Regions from separate parts of the Mus musculus genome. Here region 2 is linked to region 1. The links are chromatin contacts, found by POLR2A ChIA-PET in ENCODE. All regions are on one chromosome and are shown on one strand. Each heading gives the region's core, a stretch centred on a gene start or an enhancer-like site at or near the end of the contact. The rest is flanking DNA. Distances are from core to core; before and after follow the strand shown.

What was found. ChIA-PET counts read pairs that join two places held with the same protein, here RNA polymerase II (POLR2A).
Region 2: POLR2A ChIA-PET joins it to region 1 with 21 read pairs in embryonic stem cell. The contact joins the promoter of Zfp707 here to the promoter of Gfus in region 1. POLR2A ChIA-PET finds 5 or more read pairs at or near these places in 2 of 5 experiments (Patski and embryonic stem cell).

Annotation. Positions count from the first base shown.
Region 1 is chr15:75,928,464-75,931,163 of GRCm38, reverse strand. It overlaps Gfus (GDP-L-fucose synthase), which reads left to right and starts at 1,346. Exons shown (of 11, transcript NM_001357005.1): 1 at 1,346-1,445; 2 at 2,115-2,272; 3 at 2,621-2,700. The coding sequence starts at 2,127.
Region 2 is chr15:75,967,867-75,970,566 of GRCm38, reverse strand. It overlaps Zfp707 (zinc finger protein 707), which reads right to left and starts at 1,444. Exons shown (of 4, transcript NM_001347040.2): 1 at 1,163-1,444. The coding sequence starts at 1,270. It also overlaps the pseudogene Eif2s3x-ps1.

The DNA.
Region 1 (2,700 bases), core at 97-2,596:
ACAGCTACAGTGCGTACACGTAAAATAAAAAAAAATAAAATAAGGTAAAATAAAAAGAAATGATAGATCTGAGGCATTTTAAAGAGGCTGTGGTTTCATATGGGATGAATTTGTCTTTTGTGGAATAAATTCTAAGTAACTGGGCTACTCAAAATAGAATTATTCCTCAACACTGGAAGGGGCTGGTAACAGCTGTACTAGACTCTGGTCCACAATTGCAAACTCTAACTAAATTCAATGAGTCATTTAAAAGACATAAAAATGAGAAGAGGCGGGTTGGAGAGATGGCTCAGCGGTTAAGAGCACTGACTGCTCTTCCAGAGGTCCTGAGTTCAAATCCCAGCAACCACATAGTGGCTCACAACCATCTGTAATGGGATCTGACACCCTCTTCTGGTGTGTCTGAAGACAGCTACAGTGTACTCATATACATAAAATAAATAGATTTAAAAAAATTAGAAGAGGCTCAGGGGGATGAACTCATTTTGTAGAACAGGCTGGCCTCAAATTCAGAGATCTGCCTGACTCTGCCTCTCAAGTGCTGGAATTAAAGGTAGAGTGTGCTCTCCCACACTCTGTGTGTGTATTCTTAAGCCTGTGTCTCTATTTTTAAATTAACACTACTATCACAGTTGATAGACATATAAACTTAGCTAAACTGAATAATCTGCTGTCCTACTTACCTCCTCATAACCAATATTTTTTAGGTTTTTTTTTTATACATTATTTAGTTTTTATGTATGGGTACATGTGTGGGACAGTGTGAGCGTGAAAATCAGAGAACGACTTGTGGAAGTCAGTTCTGGCTTTCCAGTAAGTGGATCCGAGTGGATCGAATTCAGACGAACAGGCTTGGAGTTAAGTACCTTTAAAAACACCATTCCAACATTGGCTGATATTTTAATTTTTCATTATGAAACACACTTTAAGATGTTGTCGAGGTAGAAGAGATTTTATTCACTGCTTTAAAATACTCAATTTAGGTAAAGAAATCGAGTCTTGTGTGAACTCTTGGCTGGAACACACAACTGGTAAGGGATGCTGGCTCAGCCAGGCGCCTGGCCACTCAGACACGCAGACCGGCTAATGGGAAATGATTTTCCTTGCAGGATAAGAACTGGAGATTCCTTGCCAGCCCACTAGTCCCTTGAGGGACCTGTGTCCGTTTAACCACTAGAGTGTGTCTAGGTGTGCAGCTTGTCCTCTGCATTGCAGTTCCAGCGGTGAGACGGGACCATCCCCGCCCCGCCCACAGGACTCGGTTTCCCAGATGGCCGTGAGGCCCAGAAGACATTTCCCAGAAGGGCCCGCGCCTCACTGGCGCGTGACAAAGACTCCATTTCCCAGAGTTCCCCGGGAGGGTCTCGCCCCCCTCCACTTGAACCGGGAATAGCTGGAGAATTGTGCACCGGAAGTAGCTCTTGGGCTGGTGGAACCCATCGCAGGTGAGATTTACAGTTGGATTCGGCGCAGCAAACCGGGGATCTCGCAGGCTGGTCAGGGCCGTAAGAGTACGTCTCGCATTGTGGGTCTACGTGGGGTTGGGCTGGGTCGGGAACCAAGGGGTTTGGGGCCCGGGCCCTTGCTCATCTTGGTAACGGTGGAGCCATGCGGCTGGTTCAGAGCCCCCCTACAGAAACCGTAAAAAATTCCAGCGTCCTGAGGCCGTCCAGCGGTGCACCCTGCCCTAAACTACTAGGCTTTCTTAGACCGTAGGCTATCAGCTCAGCATTTGTGGGTACGGGACTCCAAGTACGAGCACCGCCCCTTGTCTGTCTGTAGGGTGAACGTTGGGGAGAAGCAGCCGCTATGATCTGTGCAGGGACCTGCCAGCCCTAATTTTGCAGTCGTAGGGATGAGGTGTACCTTTCCTCTGCCTAGTAGGGTCATGGGTTGGAACCAAGCTACTTTGTTTGGGATGGCGGCCAGCAGGAAGCTATAATGCCCAGGGCAAAGGACTTCCTGGGGGAACAGAGTTGGGTGTGTCTGTCAGCCTGTTGTCGCTCCTCCTTGGAAGTTTTGATTCTGTGCCTGCTGCCATTGGCCAAGGAGAATGGGGTAGGGAAAATGGCACATCCTGTATCCTCCTTAGCTTACACCATTTGGCCCTCCAGGTGCAGACCATAATGGGCGAACCCCATGGATCCATGAGGATCCTAGTGACAGGGGGCTCTGGACTGGTGGGTAGAGCCATCCAGAAGGTGGTTGCAGATGGGGCCGGCTTACCTGGAGAGGAATGGGTGTTTGTCTCCTCCAAAGATGCAGATCTGACGTAAGTTGCGACCATATTCAGACCCAATTCCTCCTCTTGGTTCCCTTTCCAGACAGAATAATACCCTGACCGGGTTTGTTCCTGAGCCTAGAAGTAATCTACCCCGAGTTTGGGTCCTCCCTGCCAGGTGACAGGCTGTAGTTGCTGGCTGTGCTCTTAAGTAAACATCCTCCTGTAGTTCCGGGATTCCCAGCCGACAGCTGCTAAAGCTCTGAACTTAGCTACTTGTCTCTGTGGCTGCCCTTCCAGCCATGGATCCATTCAGTTTCTAGACTCACTGCCCAAGCCTCAAACTCCTGATCTCCTCAGGCCTCCCTAGCCCTCCCCTGACATCCTGGCTTCCCTCAGGGATGCAGCCCAAACCCAAGCACTCTTCCAGAAAGTACAGCCCACCCACGTCATCCATCTCGCTGCAATGGTAGGCGGCC
Region 2 (2,700 bases), core at 195-2,694, 39 kb before region 1:
AGAACTCACCTAGCTTTCTCTAACCTTCCACAGTCCAGGACCCCAAATCTGGGTCCGCTCATATCAATTAAGCTAATCAAGGCAATTCCCCACAGGCATGCCCACAAGCCAACCGGAACTAAATAATCCCTTGAAACATTCTTCCCAAATTACTTGATTGCGTCAAGTTGAGAAATTAACCATTACACCAACTTTGACGAAAAAGCTATGTCAAAGACCGTTTGGGATAGTTAAAAAGCAAGCCAAACAAAACAACATTTAATGAAACCAACAAGAGAGTTTCTGATTCTAAAAGGGAGTTAGAAAGATTAAAGAAAGATTAAAAGGCAAGCAACAGAGAAAGAATTTCCAAATCGTTTTCTGCCAAAGAACTAGTATCTAGAATCACTTCTAAAAATTAACATAGAAAGAGATAACTTTTTTTTTTTTTGGGGGGGGGGGTTGAGACAGGGTTTCTCTGTGTAGCCCTGGCTGTCCTGGAACTCACTCTGTAGACCAGGCTGGCCTCGAACTCAGAAATCCGCCTGCCTCTGCCTCCCAAGTGCTGGGATTAAAGGCGTGCACCACCACTGCCCAGCTAAGAGATAACATTTTAAAAGAGAGAGAGAAAAAAAAAAAACCTAACTAATCTTAACACTCAGGTGACAGAGGCAAAGGGGTCAGCACAAGTTGAGGCCAGTCAGGCTATAAATTATTTTAACAGCTATCACAAAAGTTGCGCCTAGAGGCATTCAACCTTGTGACATTGCGACATAACTAACCAACCACCTACACTGTGCTGATATGCATTCTTATCTATACTCGACTAGCAAGGCTGCAAATTGGGACACACCTGGAAGACCCGAAGCTCGGGAAACACAGGTCTGGGTAGTGACTGCCAACCACAAACTCTGCATGATAAAACCAGAATATATATTTCTCATCTGAACACCAGAACTGGTGCCACAAGCCTGGCTGGACTTCAAGGCCGGAGAGCAGGGAGTGTGGGAAACACTAAAACAGAAAGTTGTAGTCCTGGAAAGCAGGAGCAGACAGACCCAGACTGAGACCCTAGGACCGCCGGAGCGCGGTACCTGCCAGAAGCAGGAAACCCGAGCGCCCGTGCCAAGGGGACCCAGGTGGGCGCGGGGCCAGGGATTGGGGGTAGAGGGTCCGAGCTCACCGGAGGAGCATCGCCGTTAGCTCGCTCGGGAAGAGCGCTGCCCCGTCGGAAGCAGCGCTCTCGTCGAGCTTCGCCGAGAGCAGCAGCTGCAGCAAGACGCCGGCGCATCTGAAGGCCGCGGGGGATGCCGGGGGTAGGGTCGGCTTCAGCGCAAGCGCAGTGGCGCGGAGCAGAGCAACCCAAAGCAGCACCACCGTCGGATTCCCCAGCTCCTGCACCTTTAAACGTCAACTCCCGTGCGCGCCGCACTGACTTCAACTCTCCAGCGGAAATACGCCAATCAGAAGCGTCTTCCGGCTACTTAAAGGGCGGGGCCAGATAAAAGGGCGGAAGTGTGCGCGAGCCCGCCCCCAGGGGCCCAGCCCTTCCGTTGATATGGGTGGTCTGTGGGTTTTTTTTCGTGTGTTCCTGAGCCCACTGGAAGGAGGTGTTTGTTTTGATGGGCTTGGGGGACAAGGTTTCACTGTGTTGCCCTGGCTATTCTGGAACTCTCTTTGTAGACCATGTTGGCTTCAAATCAGAAATGTCCATGCCCCAGAGAACCTATCTCCAGTTCTCAAGCAGCCAGAACCATCAACATTCTTTGTTTGGAATTTGTCCTATGGCTGTCTAAACTGATGTTTGCCAGTTTGCTTCATGTTAGTGGCATGGGTCAGGATTTCCTACTTTGTTCATTGGGGTCACTGGACCCTTAGGCCACTGTGATGCCAAATTTAATTTGAAAGATGCAAACTTATTTGTAATTCTAATTCTAGTTTAGGCAGCCTTCGTCCCACCATAAGATAGCTGAGCAGATGGAAAGGAAGATACGTCCTTTCCCCTCTGAGCAAGATGGCTGGGGGATGTTACCAAGTTGACACCACTTTCACGTGAAGTTATCAGCAGACAAGCTACAATTAATATTGTTACAACTGGTCATGGAGCTCATGGGAAGTCCACCGTGGTGAAGGTTATTTCTGGAGTTCACACTGTCAGATTCAAAAATGAGCTAGAAAGAAACATTACCATCAAGCTTGGACATGCTCATGCTAAGACTTATAAACTTTGATGACTCAAGTTGTCCTAGACCAGATCATGTGGAAGCAGTACACCAGATAAGTTTCCTACATACATTCTGGGGGCCAAAGGGAACTTCAAATTAGTCAGACATGTTTCCTTTGTTGACTGTCCTGGCCATGATATTTTGATGGCTACGATGCTGAACAGTGCAGTAGAGATGGATGCAGCTCTTCTGTTGATAGCTAGTAATGAATCATGCCCTTGGCCCGAACACCTGACTGCTGTAGAAATCACGAAACTCAAGCATATTTTGATCTTACAGAATAAAATTGATCTGGTAAAAGAAAGTCAGGCTAAGGAACAATATGAGCAAAATCTCGCATTTGTGCAAGGAACGATAGCAGAAAGGGGCACCAATTATTCCAATTTCTGCTCAACTGAAGTATAATATTGAAGTTGTCTGTGAGTATATAGTGAAGAAAATACCAGTGGCCCCAAGAGACTTTACTTCAGAGCCCCATCTCATTGTTATCAGTCCA